Linked DNA regions of Homo sapiens: regions 1 and 3 are each linked to region 2. The links are chromatin loops, found by intact Hi-C in ENCODE. Cell type or tissue: dorsolateral prefrontal cortex. All regions are shown on one strand. Links, peaks and the distances in the headings refer to the core of each region. The heading gives the core; the rest is flanking DNA. Region 1 overlaps DSCAML1 (DS cell adhesion molecule like 1). Region 2 holds the start of DSCAML1 (DS cell adhesion molecule like 1). Region 3 overlaps DSCAML1 (DS cell adhesion molecule like 1).

Region 1 (8,053 bases), core at 1,575-6,574, 70 kb after region 2:
CTAAGTAATGTATTCTTTTTGGATGCTATTGTAAATAGAATTATTTCTTAATTTCACTTTTGGATTGTTCATTGCTAGTATATAGAAATGCAATAGATTTTTGAGTATCAATATTGTATTCTGAAACCTTGCTGAACTCACTTATTTGTTATAATAATTATTAATGAATTCCTAAGGGTTTTTTATATACAGGATTACATCATCTACAAATAGAGAAAAGATAGTTTTACTTCTTCCTTTTCAATCTGGATACCTTTTATTTCTTTGTCTTGCCTAATTGCCCCGGTGAGAACCTCCAGTACAATGTTGACAGAAGTGGTGTGGTGAGGATGGACATCCTCGTTTTGTTCCTGATTTTAGGGAGGATGTATCCACTCTTTCATCATTACATATGATGTTAGCTAGAGGTTTATCACAGAGTCCCTTTATGAGATTAAGGAAGTTTCCTTCTATTCCTAATTATGTTGAGTGTTTTTGTCATGAAGGAGAGTTGAATTTTGTCAAATGCTTTTTTGTGTGTCTATTGAATGATCATGTGGGTTTTGTCCTTTATTCTATGGATGTGTTGTATTACATTAATGGATTTTCTGATGTTAAACCAGCTTTGCATTCCTGGGATAAATCCCACTTGGTCATAGTACACAATCTTTTTTATATGCTTCTGGATTCAGTTTGCTAGTATTAAGCAACCATTCTGATGTCAGGATTTCTTAGGGACAGCAAATCACTGCTCCCTCCTCCTAAAACATTCTATAAATTCATCTATAAGAATCTTTCTTACTTCCCTTGGCTCCATCTTTCCCATATTACCCCAAGAACTGTGAGCTGATGACAATTAGAATGATCACTTCTGAGCCCCTTGTCTTTTACGCTTGGCTCAGATATCATCATGGGTAGTAAGCTCTACTCAACAGCTCCCCAGTAGCTCCCTCACCCAGGAGCACTGACAGCCCCTTCACCTCGCCTGTGCTCCCATTCTTGGCCTATAACTTCTTGTAACACTAGCTGTATTCTCCTGTGGTTGGTTATTTAACTGTTTGTCTTCCCTGCTAAAATGTCGGCTTCTCAAAGACATTCATGTGGGGACTCCTGATCCCTGCCGACATTCACCTGGATACAGTCCCTTGCATTGCTGGGCTCTGGTGTTTTACGATTGGAATTTCATTCCTTTGACCTCAGAATTTGTGCCAAGTTAAAAAGCAATACATCAAGAGAGGTAATATGCTATACTCAGCAGTCACACCCAACTTAGGGTGAGTGAGTGAATCCATCCTTTCTGGAGAGAAAGTTTTGCTTAGGAAGGTGGAAAGTGTGGATGCTGAAGACGGATGGAGAGAGAGAAGATTCTGGGGTCACTGTCAGCCCCTGGGCAGTACCTACTGTTTTCCTGAGGTTTGTCTATAATCTGTGGATCCTCTTAATCCCACAGTGATTCACGGGACTAATTAACATGGTCTTGTTGGTTAGACCTATTGGAAGAGAGGCAGAACTTTTATCATCAACCTCAAACCAGGATTCAAATCCCAGCTTCTCTACTTATCAGCTGGTGACCTTGAGTAAATTATTTAACCTCTCCCTACCTCCATCCTTCATTTATAAATGTGGGGTAAGAACAGTACCTACTTAATAAAGTTTTGCTAGAATTAAATCAGTCAATGAATGTACAAGGTGTGGATAGTACAGTGTACTATCTGGCACACAGTACACACTTAAGAGTGTCAGCTGTCACCATTATTCATAGGAGCCAACATTTGTAGCATGCTATGGCCCCAGTAGGCTACGTGCTGCCTGGGGTACAATATGTCATGCTGTTGCTTTGGCTGCTACCCTAAAGTCTCCTGTCCCTATAGAGCTGCTTATGCTCCCCTGCAGTTCCCAGAGACCTCCACATCACAATCCAAGCTCATTCTCCCGCGATCACTACCAAAGCACCTCTCCATGCTGGGGGTTTAGCAGGTCACCAGCTCTCACTCTGAGCCCCTCTTTGGGGATCATGGGGTCCTTTCCCACCCTCAAATCTGCTGCAGTGCCACCCTGGCTTACTCAGCAGATGGCTTGAACACTAGATCTTGCGAAGAAAGAGTGGAGGTCTTGCTTGGTCTTCTTCCTTCCGGAAGCCTCTTGAGTTTCTCAAATGCATGGCTCTACCTCCCTCATGGTCACATACACCTGGGGTAGGGCAGCCTTTCCAAACAGAGACAGCATCCTGAAGGGCCCTTTGCTTAGGTCAGGAGTTACCCACTGACCTTATATTTATATAAACATTAAAGTATACTATGAAATAAATATAAATGTTACCTAAGGGATTTTTTCCTATACTAACAACAACAAATTGCCCCAAGGTGATGTCCCTCCTCTCCCTTCCCCCACACAGAATATCTGGCTTAATGGTTTAAATGCCACTTCCTAAAGCATCCAGTCACATACACACACACACACACACACACACACGCACACACACACACAGAGATACACACACAACCTCATTCAATCTTTACAAAGTAGCGATTATTACCCTTTTTCTAGATGAGGAAACTGAGGCTCAAAGAAGCTGAGCAATCTGCCCAAGCATTTCAGGCCCAGAACTAGTACTCTTGATTCCCACTTCGTCCTGCTTCTCGTGGGTGGTGTCCTATGGCTGCGGTGCCCTCTGGGGATGATCCATCAGGGAGGATGGCCAGCCTGGCTGCCTGACCTGGGCTGAGGATGTCAGGCACTGGTGAACTTCTTCTGTCACTCAATATGGTGGGGAGTGCATGGGACCTGTGGGTAGGGCCCAGCTGGAGAGGCTGCAGGGGCTCAACTGGAACAGGTGGGGAATGTGGCTGCCTCTGCTGGGACCTGCTGCCTGCTGCCTCCCTACCTTTTTGTTTTGTTTTGTTTTGTTTTGTTTTGTTTTGTTTTGTTTTGTTTTGTGTAGCATAACCATGGCCTGTTTCCTCTGCAGGGGCTCCCAAAGCCTCCGGACAATTCCCCCAACCCCTGGAAGATGGGGTTCAGGGGCCAGCCCTGTGTCTAGGCCCTGGGAGGCCCGGCCTCCCTCCTCCTGCAGACCTCTCTGCCAGTAAGGCAGCAAGAGGGGTGTACTTTTGGGCTGAGCAGCAGCTGATCGGAACGGATGATATGTTTTCACTCTGGTGTGCTCAACAGTGCGGATCGGACAGGGAGCGGAAATGGGAAAGATAAGTGGGAAATAAATCACCCAACTTGATTTAGTCATAATAGTAAGGAGAGGGGGATTGCAGAGCTGTGATCAGAGCCTCAATCAGAGTCTGGGCAGGAGGGTCGGAGGGCAGAAGTTGAAGCTCCCTCTGCCCTGCACCAGCCTTCTGAAACCTCCTGTGGATGGAGTCACTCTGGATAAGGGATGGACGGCAGGTGAACATAAGTCGTGCACTCTGAGCTTCTGGGAGTCCCAAGGCACAGAGGCCTGTACTGCCTGGCAAGCCTCTGCCCTCTAAGGGCAGCAGACAGGGAAGACAGTGGTGTGGAGGGCCCAGATCCAACTTGCCTCCCGTCCACGGAGACCGGCCCAGCTATGCCTGGGGAAGGGGCTCTGCTGATTGAGTTTCTCAGAGGCAGTCAGGATTGGTGGGGAGGCAAGGGAAGTGCTTGGGGAAGCAAATCCCTCCTATTTTTAGTGCTTTCCAGAAAGCATCTTAGCCATTTCCTTTTTCCAGTTAGTACTGGGCCCACCTCTGCCAGTCTAGCCTTTGGGGGTGTCCAGAGAATTTATGCATTCCCTCTGCCCTCCCATTTCCTTCCAGTGTCTTGCCCCTTGGAATGAGTTCAGGTCTAACCTGGGGTCCTCCTGCTGCACTTCTAGGCCTTTCCCCCATGCCTCTTGTGGAGTAGTGGATGATGGTTGACATATTCCAGGCTCCTTGTTTCCTGAGCAGGGCTCAAGTGCAGAGAGTGTCAGGGGGGTGTGGAGAAGGGCAATGATTCTCAGAGGCCTGGCATTCAGGAGAAGACAGCTTAGGTGATGCAGGAATATCTATTCCAATTCACTAAGGGTTATCTGCTCTGGCAAGTTATAAAATACCATTTCCACTGAGGCTGTAGAATTACTTACAGGAGCCACAATGCAACCAGACAACCTTTCAATCAAGCTGCCTGTTGTTCCCGCTTCAAGGCTGGTGAAATAAATACTGAGCAAATAAAGTTAGCCGGCATCTGAGCATTTTAATGAATAAAGAGTAGCAAGAGGGCTGGGGATCTGGGAGCTTCTGTACATCCCAGTGGACAGACCACAGGAGACTGGTGTGCTAGCTCCAGGCAGGGTGCCTCCTACCTCCCACCCTCACCTTCCACAGCCCAGCCCCCTCTTCCTGGCGGGTCTTCCTCATTCTTCTTTCCCGCTCCAGTCCATAATTCCATCCCTTGTCTCATGTGGTGCCTGGCGGTGCTGCCTATGGACGAGGACCCAATCAGACCAGGGGACCCAGTGACTTCTCCTATGGCCTCAGCGAAGTGCATGCTGCCCCTGAGTGATTGACATTCTCAACACACTGGAAGGCCTTTGGGGTCAGCTTATTGCTCTCTATAAGGCCAGGGTCAGAAAGGCTAAACTCCAGATGAGGTGAGACAGGAGGGGGAAAAATGTTGTGATGGCCTTTAAACAAAGCTTTTAAAGTTGCTTTTGTAGCCAGAAGAAGAGAGTGCAGGGTTGCTTCTAAGTGCAGCTAGTGTAATGTTAATTGGAGATAAAGGACCAGCCGTAGCCAAGCTCTCTTTTGCTCCCTTCCTCTCTGTCTGCGAGCAGGGTAGTTAGTCTAGGAAAGGTAATAAAAACCTGGGCAAATGCCCTGAGCCCAAGATGGTACAGAGGTGGGAGGAGACGACGTGGTTGAGCCACATAGGTGTGTCTTCTGGCCCCATCATTCCCTCCCTCCCAGGGTGTTGGGAGGAGACGCTGCAGATGAGGTTGCTAAATCACCAGCGATCTCTCTGGGGAACTGCACAGAACTGGAGAGAGGGCTCTAAGTGGGGAGAAAGGCAAATGTCATTTTACTTTTCAAGGGGGAAAAACAGGGGACTGCTGCAGTCAATCCACAGATGAACTCAACGCCAACCCCGGGCAGGCTTCTAAAACAGCCGCGGAATGGGTCATTTTGAACACAAAGGGAAGTAAGGGGCAATCACCAGAAATCAGGGTGGGTTCACTGTAAACTAGTCATGCCAGATGAGCAAACCTCTCTTTTTTTGTAAAATACTGGAAGGTTAAAATAATGTTCTGGATATAGGAGGAGGATTTTAGCACGGCATTTGTTGTAATCTCTCATGGCAATCCTTGTACACAAGCTGGATATTTGTAACCTGGATGGTATCCAATAAGGAGTATTTGGAACAGGTCAAGGGAATGAATGCCTAATGGACCGAGATCAAAACTGGAAGAACATATCTGGAAATATGGGGATCCCCTATTTTTTCCAAAATGTGTTATCAGTGACTTTGGTGCAGATATAGAGGATATACTAATAAAATCTGTGAATGACCTAAAGCTACAAGGGGTAATAAATACCAGTATAGTAGTAATACTTTTTAAAAAATAGCTAACAGCTAACATACTACAGCACTTACCACATGCTTGGCACTTTTCTTAAACACATCACGTGTTGGCATTTAATTTTTGTAGCAGCCCAATGAGGTACTTCACATTGTTATTCTCATCTTACAGATGAGGAAACTGAGATAACCAGTTGCAGAACTAAGATTCAACCTCAGGCCATCTGGCTCCAGAACCTATACTCGTAACCCCTTGCTATGAAATAAACATGATACAAAGCTATTTCAATAGACTGGAGTTATGGGTAGGACATGAGATGAAACTGAATAGGAATATGTGGGAACTACTGTTTCTAGAATCAGAAGGCATTGAGACAGGATGGGGGATGAGATTTGTCAGCAACATATCTGAAACACCCAGAGGAGTTTGGTTGTCTACACCTCAGCCTGAATCCACAGGGTGGCAAGGCGGGCCAGTCCACAGCCTGAACTCCAGGCTCCATGCTTCTATCTGTTTATTTATTGTTTCGTTTTTCTTTTTAGTTGCCATACAATTGTATATGTTTATGAGATACAGAGTGACATTGTGATACCTGTAACAATGTGTAATGATCAAATCAGGGTAATTAGCATATCCATCACCTCAAACATTTATCATTTCTTTGTGTTGGGAACATTCAGAATCCTCTCTTCTAGCTTCTATAAAACATACAATAAATTGCTGTTAAATATATTCACCTTACAGAGCTTTAGCGCACTAGAACTCTTTCCTCCTATCTAGCAGTAACTTTGGATCTGTTAATCAACCTCTCCCTGGCTCCCCTCCCCCTTATCTTTCCCAGCCTCTAATAACCACAGTTTCACTCTCTACTTCTGTGAGCTCAACTTTTTTTTTTTTTTTTTAGCTCCCCCATATGAGTGAGAGCATGTGGTATTTATCTTTCTGTGCCTGACTTAGAGAAATACATTTCAGCTGGAGCCCTGGACATAAGCCTTCTGGCTTCCACCCTCAAGTTTTTCCTGTAGAGCCATGATCCTTCCCAGGAGCTGGGGCTGGTTAGCAGAATCTAGGAGGAAGGATGTCACGAATTACAAAGCAGAGAAGAAGCTGATGTTGAAAGTAACCCATTGTGCTATTCTCCACTTGCAAGGAGAATTAATGGTCACCCTGAGAATACCGCAAAAACAATACCAAACCAAAAACAGTGGCCTTTTCAAGATCAAAACAAAATTTTCTTTGGAAATTACTTGGTAAAGAACAAATGACTTACATTTTAAACATCATGATTAGTGTGAGTTTAAAAAATATGTAATATACGGAGCCTTCAGTGAGCCGAGATCGCGCCACTGCACTCCAGCCTGGGCGACAGCGAGACTCTGTCTCAAAAAAAAAAAAAATATATATATATGTACATATCATATATATCATATATTTATATATTTTCTATATGATGTATTTATATATGATATATATTTATATATGATATATGATATATTTTATATAAACATTTTTATATATAAATATATGCTTATATATTTATATATTACATATATTTAAATATATGTTTACATATTTATATATTACATATATTTATATATACATATAAGAGGAACATGACGAGTTTTAAACAATTTAGGAACACAGGTTTAGATACTCAAGTCAGAAAATATATGGACAAATGGAGCAGGCCCAGGCCAAAGAACAGGGCCAGGAGGGTGAGGTCAGGAACCCCTGACTGTAATAACTAACTAATATGTCAGCTGTTGAGGGATGGTTGGAATACCCAGAGTAATTCCAGGTTGGGGGAGGGGGTGACTATTACCCTTGGCACCTGGAGAGTGACATATGAACAGGGTTGGACTTAAACTACGGATCTCCGAAAGGAAGACTCAGGACACGTGGGCAGACATTGTAGCACATTTTGGTTCAGTTGAGAAGAAGTTCTTTCTAGCTATCCAGGCTGTTTAAAACTGGGCCAGTAACTGGAGGAAATAGCACATGACTTGTTTAGCATAGTGCTTGGTGCAGTCCAAGTGTGCAGAACATGGTAGCTGTTATTGTGATTATGATGATTAACTTCAGCATCTGAATCCGGAATCTGCCACTTGTTAAGTATGAGGTTCTGAGCAAGTCAGTTCACCTCTCCGCATCTTGGTTTTCTCATCTGTACAATGGGGATTGCCACATCTGCCTTGGACAAACGTTGAGGATGAAAATGTAACAAGATTGCTTATGAGAGGGCCAGTAAATGTTTCCTCAGGACACTTCTTAGAGGACAAAGTCTGTGCCTGTCCCTCATGTAGGACTCAGCGTAACCTCAGGTTAATGATGGTTAACTAGTAATGGTAATGAAAACCATAAAAGCTGCCATTTATTAAGCACTTATTATGTGTCAGGTACTGTGCTAAGCACTTTGCAGGAATTCTCTCATTTAATCCTCACACACCCTGCTCAAGCCAAGCACCACTATTGCTGTGCACCATTTTACAGATGAGGAAACTGGAATTCAAATGGCAAGAGAGCCAGAGTTTGAATCCAGGTCTG
Region 2 (8,053 bases), core at 1,739-6,738:
AAAGTAGAATAGTGGTTGCCAGGAGCTGGGGGAGGGGAGGGGAAGGGGGAGTTATTATTTAATGGGTGCAGGATTCTGTTTGGGATGATGAAAAAGTTTTGGAAATGGTAAGTGATGATGGTTGCACATCGTGAATGTATTTAATGCCACAGAATAGTACACTTCAAATGGTTGAAATGGTAAATTTTATGTTATGTACATTTTAACATATTAAAAAACACACTTTTCAAAATTTAGTTAAAATTTCTAGGGATATTTTGGCAAAACCTGGGAGTGAGGAGTCCCAATTCTCCCATGTGAACTTAGGCCGCACATTTCGAGGAAGTAAATTTTCTTCCTCTGGCAAATGCAGCTAGCCAGTGGACCCCTTCTCTCCCTCCAAACTTCGCACTCCACACCTTAGAGTCTGCCCAGGTACAGCCCAATTGTCAGGGCATACTCAAAGCAGCTTCCATGACCCTGCAAAGGGAGCTACAGTCCTGGCTCATAGGCCATTCTCAGGGATACCTGGATCCCTTCTCTGGGTTCTATGTATCCTCTTATTTTGGAATTAAGACGAAAGGAGGGCTTTCCAACCATATTGACCTTTTACAGCAGACCTGGCTCAGCCATGCCTGAGTCCCCAGTGCCTGAGCCAGTGCCTGACACAGCAGGTGCTCAACATTCATTTGGTCACTGAGAAGACGCCCTCACTCCAGTCCTATTCTATGCCAACTTCATAAAGATGAGTGTAAGGAATAAGCCAATTTCTGTCAGGCAGGAAAGCTATAGGGGTGGGTAGGTGAAGACAAAGGAGGAAGATAACACAGGTAGCGTAGACATTAAACTGCTCATTGTGAATAACCGTTTAAATAGTCACAATGTGCCAAGTGCTGAGGAAAATTCGAACAGCGTGCCAGGGGGTGGCTGGACTCATCTGGGGTTCTCCGGAGGGCAGGCTTGCGGAAGTCACGAGGGGTTGGAAGGGCAGCTATGAACTTTGGGGTGGGGAGTAGCACCAGACAGCACTGAAAAGCCTGGGATTCTACCCAGAGCGTCCATGCTCCTCCTGGGGAGGGTGGGGGGGCCGGGTAAGCTGAGTCCGAAAGAGGCAGGAAGCTCGTGTCCCAGGTGACTTAGGCCAGTAGAAACCGGGCGTCCTTGGCTGAAGCATGGCAGGCTGTTGGCACATGGATGACACATGCCTGTCTGCGACCACAGGCTCCAAGCCGGTGGGTGACAGGGACCCCTCGCCTCTCAGACAGCGGAGCCGGGTCGGGGCGGTCTGGCCCGGGCCGCCGCTCCTGTTCCTGGGCTTGTGGGGCTGGGGTCCGTCTGGGCTCCGGGCTCGCGCGGCGCTCACCACCCGGGGTGCCGCGGGGGGGCGGGGAGAGCGGCCGCCTAGCCCAGCCCCGCGGATGACAGGAGCCGGGGAGCCGAGGAGGGAGGAGCCGCCGCCGCAGCCGAGCGCTGGGCTGAGGAGCAGAGAGAGCGGGGCGCCGAGTGCGGGCGGCTGGGAGCGCGCTGAGCGGGGGAGAGGCGCTGCCGCACGGCCGGCCACAGGACCACCTCCCCGGAGAATAGGGCCTCTTTATGGCATGTGGCTGGTAACTTTCCTCCTGCTCCTGGACTCTTTACACAAAGGTGAGACCTGCGCGGGCGGCTGGGCGGCGGAGGCGGCGGGGCCAGGGTGGCGCGGCTGGCGGCGAGGCGGGGTGCCCGGCGGGCTCCAGGTGCGTGGGGGAACCGACCGGGGTGCAAGGCCCCGGGTGGGGCGCAGCGGGGAGGGGCAGGCACCCTGACAGGGGCCGAGTGAGAGTCAGCCCCCGACCGCTCCGCCAGCCACCCGCGTCTGCCGTTTTGGGGCGCGCCCGTAGGGGTGGTGGCAAAGGAGCCCCTCATCTCCCTGCTCCCTGCACGGCGGCAGTTCTGCCCTGGACCCCTCCCCCAGCCCCTTGCCCTCTTCCTGCGGCTTGGTGGCACTGGGACCCCGGAGTGCCCTCCGAGTCGAGGGGTCCTCAGGCCGTGACTCTTGACCTAGGAGTCCTTGCTTATTCAGGCCTCGGACTCGGCGGCTGATTCCTCCGCTATGTCCGTGCGTCCCTCTCCCGCCGCGGACCCCAGCCCTGGCGCGAATGTTGGCGCACCGCATGGCGCTTATCCGCGCATTGGCTGGAGGCAGGGTGGGGATAGTGAGAGTCCCGAGAGCTGGAGGTCCCTCGGATAGCAAGTTTGTTCTCCAAACCCAGAGGTCACCCTCCCCCGGCCCTACCCCACCCCTCTGCCCCGGCTTTAGCCCCGGCTTGGTGCGCCACCGTGGCCACCTCGGGCAGCGCGCCCCAAGATGCGAGATTCTCCGCTTCCGCGCCTGGCCAGTTGGACCTGGGGACAAGTCTTCAGGCTGGGGGGCGTGTCCCTCTTCCCGGAGAGAGGGGGTTGCTAGGGGTGGGTCCAGGTGTCCGGCATGTCCAGACCTGCGGCTGGGGCGCTGCGTACCTGATCCGCGAGGCAGCCGGGATCGGGAGGTTGGAAGAGGGCAGACATTTCCGACTGAAGCCACCTGGGCACTGAGTCGGGACCAGGCAGGCGCAGGTAGTCTGGGTTCCAGGCTATCGCAGAGGACGTGCCCCCGGGCGCGCAGATGGCGGGAGATGAGGCGGCCGAACTCCGCGCCCTTGCGTGGTGGAGCACACACGCTCCAACAAGCTCAGCGTCACCTGTTCAGCCCTCTAACTTTTCTCCTTCTCGCCCCGGGGCGGCTTCTCTCTCCCTTTGCCCTGGCTGTTGCCCTGGCCGGGCGGCAACTCTTAACCCCAAGACGATGAGGAAGGGCACTCCAGTGGAGGGTTGCCACCCGGGGAGGGGTCCAACCCTGCCCTGCCGGTGCTCCAGGGGTCTGGAGTCTGCAGCCTGCCGGAGCCCACTGCGATACATCGTGGGTTGGGGGAAAGAGGATAACCCTTATTTGTAGATACTGCCGGGTCAAAGCCAGACTCAAGGCCCAGATACTGCTGGCATTTACTAGGCGATCGGATTGCGGGACAAGGAAGGGTGGCCTCAAAAATCGTCGACAAAGTAGTTGAGTTTCTCAGGCCCAGTGGGGTCCCCCGGGTTACACACCAAGGCTGGTCTCTGCTGTTTAACCCCTTGCCCCCCGCATCGCACTCCTTCATCCTACCTTAGCAGAGCAAGAAGCCTGCCTCCTGTTCAAGCCCCACCCCCGAACCCCAGTCTCCCTCTCCCCAGGTTCTTCCTGCCTCCCTCCGCCCCCGCAGGCTGGCTCGGCTCGCAGCTTTAATTACATTAATATTAAAAATACATAAGGTGAGGAGCGGCTTTCTCTCTCGATAGTTCTCTCTCCAACCCCCATCCCCTTTCGCAATTTGTCAGGCGAGAAAGCACAGGCCGAAGCCGCTGCCACACTCTAGCCCGGCTTTGTCCCCAACTCCCCCATGCCTCCACAACACTCTCTGGAGACATCTTCCAGGACAGCCCATTCCCGGGGAGTGCAGGAGGCCCCTCAGCAAATACCTGAAGGACACTCCCCTCCCCCTTCCAGGAGCCTGGCATTAATAAATGAAGCCGAGCTATTTGATAGGGCGGGAGCAGATGGGGTTGGGGGTGGAGAAAGGCCCAGAAGGCAACAGGACAGCCAAGGGGCAAAATCTTGTCCAACTCGAGATGGAAGTTGCCAGTGGCCTTGGACCTGTAGGCGGGCTGGAGATGCCAGTTGTGGCGGCTCCTCGGTGGCCTTTGGGTCTGCAGAGCCCGGTGCCCCTGCGATTCAGAGGCTCCAGCGTCTGTCTGTTGGGCGCCAGGGTGCCTCGCCAGACAGGCTTTTCTTTTCCTTGGTGCCTTAATTGGGTCTTAGGTGCCAGGCTGGTCCCTGGGGCCTGTTCTGCTTGGGGTGGCGTGGTAGGGGGTGGCAGAGGCGGCTTGGGGGAAGATGTGATGCGGAGACAGCAAGAAAGATGGGGTTTGGAGTATTTTCTCTCCCGTTGCCAGTCACCCCCGCGGCACCAAGGAAAATGTAAATGTGAATGTTCGAGCCTGTTACAGAAAACAATATCCTCTTGCAATAATTTGTACGTCCATCTGTGAGGAGCGGGAGGAGGCAGGGAGAGAGAGAAGAAAACAGGATGAGATGGAGCATCCTTTGGATGGAATTAAGCAGTTATTGAATGTGTTTTAAGCTTCTGTTATTTCCATTCCTCTCAAAATACCTTTTTTTTATGATGCCTGAGCTCAGACTGATTCCCCAGAACTAAACTGGGAAGGTGTTTTAATCATCGGTTATCGAGTCTCCAATAACTGCCTTATTATTGCCAAAACAAATCCAGGTTTAGGCAGCCGGATGAACCCCGGCGAGGCGCTCTCCGTTGTTCCATCCAGCGTGCCAGCATCTGTGTTGCCTGCATTTGCATTTTTACTGTGTAAAAGAACAAGCTTCCCCGGCACTAAAATTCCTGTTTTCTAAAAGCCAAAATAATGGATTGCATTGATTTTTTCATTTCCCACCCCAACTTCTCCGATGGGGACTCATGGTTCTTCTCTCTTGGGAAGACCAAATTAAAAGCCTTCGTCAGGGCATTAAGAAAATCTCCAACATTCTGTTCAGTGTCTAATTAAAAAAAGGGGGGGGGGGCAATGGGGAAATGTGTTTTTAAAATCTTGAAATGGCAAACGCAACTTAGGGGAGGCAGGCGAAGGGCCAGTGAATACTGGGGAGGGGCTGAGTGGCAGAGAGACCCCGGTTGCTAGAATAACATGAGGGAGATTGGCAGGGCCATGATGCCCGACAAGCCTTTCCGACGCTTCGTTTTTCTGGGCATCAAAGCCAGCTGCCTTTAATATATTTCTGCAGTAGAATGGGGGAGCTAATTAGAAACAAAAAACAAGTAAGCAGTAGACCCAAAGGCGGCGCTTAAGTTGAACAGATCCCGGGGGACTGGACAGAGAGGCTTAGTTTTCTTAGGATGAGGATCAGAGAGGATGTGAGCAAGCAGACAGGGCTTTGGCCCAGGGAGAGCTTGGTAGGGAAGCAGGCCCCAAACAGGCTGGCTAGGAGCCCCCAGACACAGGGTCAAGGTCTGTCCAGAGCACCCCATGGACTGTTAGCCTATGACAGAGGGATGCAGACCTCAAGCCTTCCTGACCTTCTCTGTGTCTTAGAGAAGACACATCCTTGCCACTTGCCACTTGCTTGGTACCCTGCTCTGGCTGGTGAAGGATGATTTAATTGTAGATGAAGAGAGGGGAGGGCAGATGCTCAGAGAGTTTTTCTGCAGGGATACGAGTTCCAGGCTGCGAGCTTCTTCCCTCCTCCGTGATCTTGGAGGAGTTGTTTTCTGGGGGACCTCTGAAGTAGTCAAGAGAAGATCCCCTAGTTCCTGAAGCACTTTCTCAGCTCCCAGCCCAGTCGATTCTAGCGGGTACCCAGGTGCATGAATAGGGTGAGCTACAGGCAGCAGCGATGGCAGGGTGCCAGGAACCCAAGGGCACACCCCAGATTTGCATATAATCTGCATATGGATTTGCATGCTCACCTAGCCAGGCCAAAAGCTGTGCCCTCTGTGAGTAGCATCTTGACCTCAACCTCAGTAGCAGCCAGTCATTGGCTTCCTCCTTGCATGGAAGGGGGTGGGGAAGGAGCTGGGAGAAGGACTGCTGTTGGTAATGCTTCTGTCTCCTACATTTTGTTGCCTCCATATGTGCCTCCAGTGCTCAGCACTGGCTTCACCATCTGGCAAGGCAGCCCCAGAGCTCCCACCACCCCTATCCAAGGACAGACAGTGGCACTGGGGATATTGGGGTAGGATGGGTAGCAATGGGCCAAGACACCGTAAGGTAGACCAAACTTGGGATGTGGGTTGCTCCTCTCATGGTGCAGGAAGAAGAGGGTGAAGAGAGGGGCAAACTAGCTATAGAAATCCAGGGCCCGCATTAGATTCCTGGTGGGTGCACCCCTAGAATGCAGGGAGCTGGGTGCCTAGGGCTGCCATCAGCAGGTAGTGAGGTAGTTGCTGATGGCATGGGGGTGTGAAGTGAGGCAGAATGCTCTTTCACCCTCCTGGTTTGTCACCACCTAGCCTGGGAGGTGGTCGTGGCTTCAGAGAGATGAAAGATATAGCACCAGCTTCTCATTCCACCTCCCCTAGGGCAGCTTCAGGTATGTGGGTTGGTTATGGCGGGGCAGAGGGAGGACAGGCACTACAGTCACTGAGGGAAGGGCGTGTCAAGAGCCTGGAGTGATGCTTGAGGAGTGAGCACTTCAGGAGAGCTGAGTGGCCCCTCCCAGCGAGCCAGCTGGGATGCTGCAGTGGGAGTGTGGCCTCGGGAATGGTTTTGTCTGCATTTCCAGGGCCCTGAGAGGATACTACTATGGCAGGTGCAGCTCCAAAGCCTTCCCAGATTATTTTTCTGCATATCCACTGATCCAGAAGGGGCCTGGCCCACCAGAGCCCACAGAGGTTTCCAAGAGATGTGGTATGGAGGCCTAAGGGGTGAGGTGGAGCCTCAGGGGATGGACAGAGGTAGAGAGGGGGAGGGCCAGAGGGCAGAGCTTCAACCAGAGCTTTTATTCATTATCCAATTTCATATATTGGAGTAGAATGAAAAATAAGAAAGGTTGCAACCCACTGGTGTGGTAGAAATTTGGAGTCAAGGCAAATCTTTCATTCACATCCTGGCTCTGCACTTACTGGCCATGTGACTTTGGGCCTCTCTGAGCCCCACTTTCTCCAGCTATGAAATGAGATTAAAGAAGATAATGCATATCAAGTAGCCAGAACATAGTTAGTGCTCAATAAACATTAGACCTCTACTTTTTCCTCTGCATTGCCTCTACCTTCCTCTCCCTGCCCCCTCTCCAGAATGCATCATCAGATCCTTCCCTAAGCAGTTGAATTAATCAGCCACATTTTTGGCCAAGCCAGTTGGCTTAGACTTTATAACAATAAGAAAGACAGAGTAGTGGCCAGGACAGGGGACGTCAACTCCTTCCATCCGTCACCTAGCTGGATAGCATGTAGGACTCCACATGGCTGAGGCCATGTGGTCACCTGAGTGTCCCTGGGGTGCCCAGCACACTTCCTTCCCCTGGCCATCAGTGGAAATGAAGAGGGCTGAAGTTGGCTCCAGACTTGGATTTGAGGTGAGGCAAAGGTTGGTCTCATATCTGCCAAAGGAAGGCTGGGGTTGGTTGTTAAATCTCTACCACGGTTGGCCAGAGTAAGAACTATTCTGGAGTTCATGCCATAAAGCCTGCGTAAGCACTCCTCACAAAGCGAGGGAGCCCTCATAACTGTTGCTGGATGTATTTCTGTGTCTCTCCCTGCTGAGATGAACCTCTATTTTTCAGGCAGTTTTGCATATAGAGAACACTCTTGGCAGCCTGTGACCTTGGGACTGCTCTTCCTTCCATGACCTAGTCTGTCACAGGGAAGCAGCATGTAACCCAGAGGTCAAGTGCTGCCTATGGCAGGCCATGGCCTGTGGGATCCTACATGTTGGGGAGGCTGTGGGCTCCACAGCCTGTGTGCCTTGTTAAACAGATGTTTGTCCTGTGCTGCTTTAGAGTGAACAGCATTAGCCTTGGGGACCACCCATGCCACTCCAGCTGCTACTCCCCTCATTCGTTCAGCTGCCCTGCCCCACTCCCTGTGCCCTGTCTCTACATGATGCTTGCACTAACAGTTTCCAAGGTCACCATCTTCATTAACAACAATTATTCAAATGCTAGTTAGTTGCATATCCATTAAACTGATTCTAAAGAGATGCATGTGTGTTTGCACGTGCATGTGTGTATGTGTGTCTGTGTGTTGGAAAGAACATTATCCATGGACCTAAAAAACAAAGCTCAGCCTGTCTTACCTGGGCAAGTTGCCTAATGGTTCATGTGCCTTTATTTCGTAATCTGTAAAATGGGCAAAATTACCCCCGTCCTGGCTATCCTACAGAGCAGTTGTTACTGTATATGTGCATAAATAAGAATAAGAGGCATAAAAATGTACATCATGTGACAGTGCTTTGTATACAGAATGAGGCAACATATGAACACACACATGTAAAAACC
Region 3 (8,053 bases), core at 2,001-7,000, 130 kb after region 2:
ACAGCCGGAAGGAGATGGCATTGAGCAGCAGAAGTGGCTGGTGTGAGACCAGGTTGCTTTGCAGTCAGATGGAAGCTAGAGCTGGAGCATTGGTAGGAGAGTCAGGGAGGGCAAGCTCTCTCTGCCTGGAACCCAGTGCCGTTCAGGGACTGGCACAGGTGCCTGCCTGGGCTCACTTGCCAGCATCCTGCAATTAGAGAGGGACCTGGCCAGCCTCCCAGGTACCCGCTGGGCTATAGCATAATGAGGCACAAAAACAACCAATGGGCACACTGTGCTTTGCAGATTACAAGGTGCCTTTACATATCCTCATGCCGAAGCCAGTTTTTGCTGAGAGCTTGCACCAGACTCCCGAGACACTCAGCAGCTGGCTGGGGGCCGCTCTGGAATGAACTGATCCTGTGGGATCTGTAGACTGCAAAGCACCCTGCAGAGAGATAGGAGGCATGACATCACTATCTAGGGCAGATATTCTGTGGCCTTAGCCAACCTTTCTGAGTCTCAGTTTCCTCATCTGGATCGTAAGCTCCTATGAGGACAGAGACCACATCTGTCTCATTCCTCACTGTATTCCTGCTGCCTTACTTGGCATATAGTAGACATTTCAGAATATTTTTAAAAGAGTGAATCAATGAAAAATGAAAGAAAATGGGAATAATAGTACCCACCTCCCAGGGTTGTTGTAGGAATAAAGGGGACCATGTGTATAAAACCCTCAGTGCATAATAATGCGAATGGTGTTTGGCTGTTATATTGTTCTCAGAGTCAGGTCAACTTGCTTTCTCTGACATCGGGCACCTAATGAGCAGTAGTAGATCATCTGGCACTAGATTCCATATCCCTCCCTTCTTCTCCACTGCAAGAATTACAAACACAAATCTGCCTTCGATGTGTTCGGATACAGGGTGGCTCATGGGACAGGAAAAAGTACTGGATACTGAATGGGAAGCAGCATTTCCTCTTGGGAGTAAGGATGCTGCCAAGCCTCCAACCACCTTTTTCTGGGTGCTATAATCAACGATCAACTCTGAAGGTTGGATTCTGTTTCAGGTCAGGAGGTGGCTTTTGAGGCACTTAAAACAGAGGAGGAAGTCAGGCTGAGGGGCTAGTGGGAAACTGAGTCCTGGATGCAAAGAGGAAGGAAGAGTTGGGAAGAAGCAGAAAGGAGTTAACTATCTGGAACCAGTCTCAGTGTCTGGGCTGGCTCTTCAGTGCCCAAGGAGATGAGCACCGCCCCCAGCCCCGGCCACCCTGGCAAGCTGGCCCATTAGAGAGTGAGGGGCTAGTCAGACCCCGGGCAGAACCATTACCAATGTTGACTTATTTATTTACTTTTTATGAGACGGAGTCTCTGTCACCCAGGCTGGAGTGCAGTGGTGCCATCTTGGCTCACTACAACCTCTGCCTCCCGGGTTCAAGCAATTATCGTGCCTCAACCTCCCGAGTAGCTAGGATTATAGGCATGCACCACCACGCCCAGCTGATTTTTGTATTTTTAGTAGAGACAGGGTTTCACCATGTTGGCCAGGCTGGTCTCGAACTCCTGACCTCAAGTGATCCACCCACCTTGGCCTCCCGAAGTGCTGGGATTACAGGCGTGAGCCATCGTGCCCAACCACCAACATTGACTTTGTCAGGAGAGCAGGCTCCTTGTCCCACCTGAGCCTGCCAGCCATCTCGGGAAAGCTGGGTGTTGCTCCTTGGACCCCCCAGCTGCTGTCCAGACTCCTGGATGAACCAACCACCCAGACCAGGCCACTAACACCTGCTGACTGCCCACCTGACAGCCCTACCCCCAAAACTGCATGATGGTGAATACATGGATTCGGACAGTAATTACCTGCATTATGGAGAGCTTACCACGTGCCACGCATCTGCTAGGCACTCCAGATCCATCACTGCATTTCATCCTTCCAGCCACCCTGAGAGAGGCAGAGGCATTGAAATCACCACTTTACAGAAGAAGAGATCAAGGCTTATAGCCCTCTGAGGTAGCCACATCTAAAACCAAGCCTGAATTTGCGACCTTCCTTTAGACAATGCACTCCTGCCGGGGCCAGCCCTTCAGAGGGGTCTTTTGCCCGTAGCTCAGGCCTCATACTCCCCACCACCTGAGGCTGAGGCTGTTCTGCAGAACTGGGGGTGGGACACAGGCTCAGTGAGGGAGAGAGAGGAGTGGGAAGTTGGGATAGTACCCAGAGAGAGAGGCCCGGCAGCAGCTTTGTCCTCAGGGGCATTTGGCAGCAGCTGAGAGGCCAGATCAGGAAACAGGCAGAAAGTCAAACCAGGGATAAGACAAGAACAAAGGCCTGAAGTCCTAGGGGTACTCTGTTATAATGTAGGCGTCTGACTATTAGACAGAGGCAGGGGCACTAACATTGATTACACAACTTCTAAAATCCACTATGGAAAATGCTAGCTACTGGGTGGGTTCTTTGCATGTGTGATCTTGTTTGATCCCCAGCACGCTTACAGCAGGTATTAACACTCCCAATTTACAGATGTGGAAATTGATGCTGAAGAGGCTGGCTCGAGGGTCCACTGGTAGGAAGCACCGGAGGCTGGATGTGACCTCAGGGCCTTCTGAGATCCATGCCCCTCTCACCATACTATTCTGCTTCCTGGGGCCCAAGGAGGCCAACAAACAGCCCCTCGGAGCATTACAGGGTTCTCAGCAGCAGCCCTGAGCTCTGACCGCAGTGATGGAGGAGAACCAGCCACTGACCAACTGCCCAAAAGTCCTTCCTCAATCCTCACGCAGGCAATAGAGAGAGAGGGTCCTGGACTGTGTTTGGTGTTGTGTGTGCCTTTGCAAAAGTCTCTGACTTCCCAGAGCAATGGATTCCTCATCTGGGAAATGAGGAGGTTGGGCTGACTATAGATCCCTGTTTCTTTCCTTTTTTGACTCTTTGCCAACCTATACGTTGGCAGTGTCTTAGGGCTGTGTGGCATTGCCTCACACCTTACTAGCCCCGTGTCCTGGGCAGGGACTGAGGCCGTTGGGATTATGGGCTCAGGTACCATGCTGCCTGGTGTGAATCCCAGTTCCACGCATGCTGCCTGTGTGATGGTGGGCGAGTTACTATCTCTGGGCCCAGTCTCCTCATCTGTAAAATAGGGACAATGACAATACCTGGCTGCAGAGATAGATTTTCCAGGAAGCCATTGCAGCTTAAGCTTCAGAGCCCCTTATTTGCACAGACCCAATCTGAGGCCCTATTTTATAAGTAGACTGCCAAAATCATATGCACTTCACATCCAAAAACCCGGAGCCACTCCTGCCTGAGTGTTCCTGAGTACGCACTCGGCTCTTAGACCACAGCTCGCGTACTCTGTGCCCACAGGAAGGGTTAGCTGTGCTTGTGGCTGTCATTGCTGTTATTCCATTGAGGTAGCCTCATTTTACAGAAAAGAAACCAAATCTTAGATATGTCCTTTGACTTGTTTATAACTGCCCAGCTCGTACGAGCCGACTTCCAGTCCCCTTGGGGACACCAGAGAAGAAAATGAGCTAGTCCTGGACTTCAAGGGGCCGATTGTGTGGTCAGGGAGACTGGGCCCACATGAACAAGGCATCACAACTGTGAAAAGCCATAGGTCAGAGGCCAGCCTGGGAGCAGCTCGAGGGCTCAGGGAGGGTCATAAGGGCAGGAGTTGTCAGCACAGACTTCGGCAGGAAATAGGACTTCCACTGAGATGGGCGGGGCTTGGCCTGGCTACCAACAAGCATGGCAAAGTGAGAGAAACAAGAAGGAAAGGCAGAAAGGGTGCTGGGTCTGGGGGTGCCCAGATCAGCAGGCAGACCACAGTGTTTGTTGATAGACGTGGTTCTGAAGGTGCCCAGCAGACACGCGGCCGTGAAAGGGACAAGGTAGCTGCTTGTTCAGCTAAGGCAAAGCCAGGAGGAGTAGGGGTGTGGAACTCCACCATCATGGGTCTGTGGGTGTATTCTTTTAAAGACAGCTAGAGGCTCTGAGAATGCTAGGCCTCCCCATGTATTGTCATTAGTTTGTAAACCAGGCCATCAGGAAACAGTTCCGCAAAAATCCATGAATACTCATAACACTCGTCAACCAAAAATGCGAGGAGCTCCCTTTGTGGAGTGTCCATTACGGGGTAGACATTGTGCTAAGTGCCCCCTACCCTTTTTTAAATTGAGGTGAAATTCACATACAGCGCTAGGTACTTTTCATATACAAGCGTAACACCTCAAAACAGCAATGTAAGGTAGGAGCTGTCATCCCTATTTTTGCAGAAAGGGGAACTGAGCCTCCTTGAGATGATGTGACTTGATCTCTGTCACATGGCAGGGAGGTGTCAGAGGGGCCCTGGGAAGTAGATCTGAGTGGATTCAAAGTCCCCACCCTCTCTATCCCACTGCAATTCATAAATGTACTTATTCATATAAATTGTTGAATAAATAAAAATACCTGCTCAGAAAGCCTGTCAGCAGCCACCGCTCCTTAGAGTGTCATTGTTGTAGATTTGGCTAATTGCCTACCACGGCCCCTCGCCGGTCTAGGCCTCGGGTTCTCTGCAAGTCTGGCTGAATGTGGGCCCCTGAGCTGTTTGTCTGAAACGCTGCCACCATTCCTCTCTGGACTGAGAGTCCTGATCCCCTCCCCTGGCCTCCTCTCCCAGCATCCTGGAACTACGCCCTCTCTCTTCCCAGGCCCGGCCCCTCCTCCCGGCTGCTGGGAGCCACGGCATTTTCTGGGGTGCACTGTTGTGTCTCCAATGTTTGGTGATGGCGCTGAGCAATACAGCCTTGCAGCCGGCCTTGCTGTACTTGTTACAGCTCAGCGGAAACACTGGTGCTCTTTGGAAGAGCAGGGGAGGAATAAATGTTTCAGTCACGCTATAAATAATGTAGCGGGGAAAGATGTTGTGTAAGTGGTGCTCTGGGTTTTGCCAGGAGGTATGTTTTCCTTCCTTCTTTCTTTTTTCTCTTTTACCTTCCTCCCCCAGCCCCCCTGTACTCAGTCCGATACAGAATGCCTCCCACCAGGGATCAGAGGGAAACAGCTCTGCTCCAAGGGAAGGAGAAGATTAAACTGTTGAAACTAAACAAATCAATCCCTGTAGGGAAAGGGCAGGGGGAGGGGAAGTTCTGGCCTGGCCGGGCACTTGGCGGCGATGTGGGCACAGTGAGAGAGAGCCTCCTGGAAGAGACTGGGTTCACTCCTTCCAGTGGCAGTGGGAGAGGGGCAGGAAGTACCATGGAGAGCCTCCTGTATCTCCATGGTACTTCCTGCCATGGATTCTAGCCCTTCCACTTTCTCAGTCCAGCACGTGGAAGAGCTCCCAGAGGGATGCTGGCTGGCTTCTGCTTACAGGACTGACACCACTGGTGGGGGATGGCCTCAGAGTCCTGGGCGCCAGGCTGGGAAACCAAAGGTAGAGGAAGCAGAAGCAGAGCCCAGTTTGGGGGAAAGGTGGGAGCAAAGACTGAACCCAGGTAGGAGGGCCAGGTGGAGCCATGACAGCAAGGTAAGCCGTGAGATCAGAAGCACTGTGGGAGGTGGGCAGGCTGTCAGGGCTGACTCTGCGATATAGCAAGGATATCGAAGGCTGGCTTTTCGGTAGCGTGCAATGCCATGGGTCTGAGAGTGGGTCTCATGCTGAAAGATGCCTTTGCCTTCTTCCTGCTGCTCTGGGCCTCAGCGTTGCCTGGGGTTCAGCCAGCATCGGATGGAGTCCTTCCCCATCTCCGGGGGGCAAGTGGATGTGGTAAGGCAAAGGCAATGACAACTCCGGTAGGGCTTATATCCGGGAACCAGAAGAACCCGTGATGTTTTTCTGAGTCTACATTTATTTAAATGCCGCCTGGCAATCACATGCTTGGGAATCATCTGGGGAGCTTGTTAAAAATTGCAGATTTCTTGTCCCCATTCCAGGCCTACTGAATTCAAATTTTGAGTGGGGCCCAAGAATCTGCATTTTAAGTAAGCACGCTGGGTGACTCTAATTTGCAAGAATTTTGTTAACCCCTATTTAAGAGCTGCATTCCACATCTTCGGTTTGAAAGGATTTGCTGGAGAAAGCCTCTACACCTACCTGAAAACCAATGTCCCTGTGTAATTGAATACTGTCCATTTCACAATCTAGAAACATTGACTAAGCACCTACTATGTGCAGGGTGTTGTGCTAGGCTGTTGCCTGGAGCCAAAGACACAGTCTTAGGATGGAAGGGATCTCAGAGAGCATCTGCCACCCATGAGAGAGCCTTTTCTCTGGCATTCTCGACGAGTGGTCATCCGTGAACTCACGACTCTGTGAGACAGCCAAGTCTGCAGTTGGCTGGATTGCAGGTCCTGATTCTGCCTCCGGGCATTTGGGCCAATTGTGCTCCCTCTCATACATGACAGCCCTTCACATTTCGAAGCCGTCTGTCATGCTACCTTGAAATCTCTTTTCCAGACTGAAAACTACTGGTTCCATGAAAGGGAGCGTTTGCCTAGACTTCTCAGTTTCCTCCTCACCTGCTTCAGCCTTCTCTTCTCTGAATACTTGGGTTAGTGACCATCCTTTTTTAAAAAAACATGGCACTTGCCCCTGGGGTGTGACCAACAGAAGTGAAGGACTGAGACAAACCCTCTCTTCCCTTTTTCTGGATACAGACCAGCCTTTGTCCTGGGATGCTGCCTTTAGAGGAGAGAGGCTGCTCCTCCAGGACAGCATTTAGTGGCAGAAGCACTTCTGAGAAAGGCAAGAAACAAGTTGCATCCAGGCCACTCCAAGCCCTCATGGTCCTTAGTGCTGAAGTCTCGCTGACCCAGAGTTTGGGTACTGGTGTCTGGCCTTCAAGGAACTGTTTGGTGGGCAACAGCCAGCAGGCAGGCCTCAACCCTAGACTATGCTAGAAGGTGCCAACTCTGCCTTCCATCCAGCCACTCTTTTTCATAGGCCCAGTCCCTATGACTCTATTAGTCACCATCTGACATCCTCAGCTCTTCCCCTCCATCCAGGCAGTGCCAGGAAAAAGCTGCTCATTAGCAAGGAAAGAAAATGAGAGAGAGGTGCCCTTTGATGGGGACAGGCCACCAAGGGGACTGTGCCCTGAGTCATGCTTTGTCACACTGGCCTTAGGGAGGGATGCAGGAGAGGAGACCTAGGAGGACCAGGTGGCAGACAAGGAAGACGATTTAAGCAGTGGCATTTGGGACTGATTGGAGGGGAGAGAATCTGGGGCTGGGGAGGCTTCATTATAATAATTGTATCCTTCCCCTCTAGTTACGACCTTGCAAATGTAACTTGATGTTTGTAATGAGCCATAATTAGACAATCACCAAAAGTTACAGTGAGTAGAGTGAATGCAAAACCCAGCCAGTAACGGTACACTGTGTATTCACTATTCGGTGCACCTGTTATATTCCCATTTTCCTCCTCCCTTGCGGCAGAAGCCCCAGGGAAGGCCTTGCATTGCCATGGCTACCTCTTTGGCTGCTCTGTTGTTTCTTGGCCGAGGTCTGTAGTCCTCTGAGGTGCCTCTGTCTGGTTACCAGGCCTTGAGTTTCTTCCTGCTGTTTGGGGGAATCATCCTCCAAATTTGAGTCCCTGGATCATCAACCCGGAGAAGGCTGAGCCCAACCCTAGGATTCTGGGTTTTCCAAGAAAAGAGTCCTTGGACCAGGCAGGACCCCTCACCTTGGGAACAGTGGCCTAGGCATTTTTGTCACTATTTCTAAGAAAGCAAAGGACTGGTGCTCAAGATTGCATAGCTAGGAAGTGACCAATAATGAAACAAAATTACCTCTTCTGCACTATTTGTCTACCAATAGAAGCACAATCCCCAACTCAAAGGAACCCTTAATGATGGGATTTTAGGCATCAGCAGTGTATATAATGTGATAGGAAGATATTGAGGGGCAGAGGATCTTTCTCAAATTCAGAACACAAAATCACCTGTAGATGCAGCTCACTCTGTGCCTGAGCTAAGCTAGAGGACACCCATTCCTGCATCGATGTTCCATGTGAATGAGCTCCCCTAGTAGAATTTTGCATTGGTAACATATACAGGGCACCTGTTAATGCTAATAATGGTGAATGGTGC

Evidence for each region. Peaks named below come from ENCODE experiments on the same cell type or tissue, not always from the same donor. Only the 100,000 strongest peaks of a DNase experiment are listed, where the experiment ranks them.
Region 1: it touches region 2 in a loop (4-fold over the local background); 4 of 110 quality-filtered maps call a loop at or near these places.
Region 3: a loop joins it to region 2, with 2.4 times the contacts of the local background. A loop is called at or near these places in 5 of 110 quality-filtered maps.

Annotation. Positions count from the first base shown.
Region 1 is chr11:117,720,665-117,728,717 of GRCh38, reverse strand. All of the region lies in intron 3 of DSCAML1 (DS cell adhesion molecule like 1), which reads left to right. Among named protein-coding and RNA genes, the nearest start is that of DSCAML1, 73 kb to the left of the region's middle. RefSeq lists an enhancer at 4,394-4,922. In dorsolateral prefrontal cortex, for the core only: no CTCF peak of the experiment used is centred there; DNase peaks (open chromatin) are centred at 3,449 and 4,412; H3K27ac peaks cover 4,704 bases.
Region 2 is chr11:117,790,604-117,798,656 of GRCh38, reverse strand. It overlaps DSCAML1 (DS cell adhesion molecule like 1), which reads left to right and starts at 1,441. Exons shown (of 33, transcript NM_020693.4): 1 at 1,441-1,623. The coding sequence starts at 1,578. In dorsolateral prefrontal cortex, for the core only: no CTCF peak of the experiment used is centred there; a DNase peak (open chromatin) is centred at 4,356; H3K4me3 peaks cover 4,344 bases; H3K27ac peaks cover 5,000 bases; H3K27me3 peaks cover 1,017 bases.
Region 3 is chr11:117,660,694-117,668,746 of GRCh38, reverse strand. All of the region lies in intron 3 of DSCAML1 (DS cell adhesion molecule like 1), which reads left to right. It overlaps LOC105369515 (a long non-coding RNA gene), which reads right to left. Exons shown (of 3, transcript XR_948060.3): 2 at 1,841-1,922; 3 at 1-427. Among named protein-coding and RNA genes, the nearest start is that of DSCAML1, 130 kb to the left of the region's middle. RefSeq lists an enhancer at 5,280-5,965. In dorsolateral prefrontal cortex, for the core only: CTCF peaks have their summits at 4,665 and 4,872; DNase peaks (open chromatin) are centred at 3,710, 4,656 and 5,136; H3K4me3 peaks cover 1,565 bases; H3K27ac peaks cover 5,000 bases.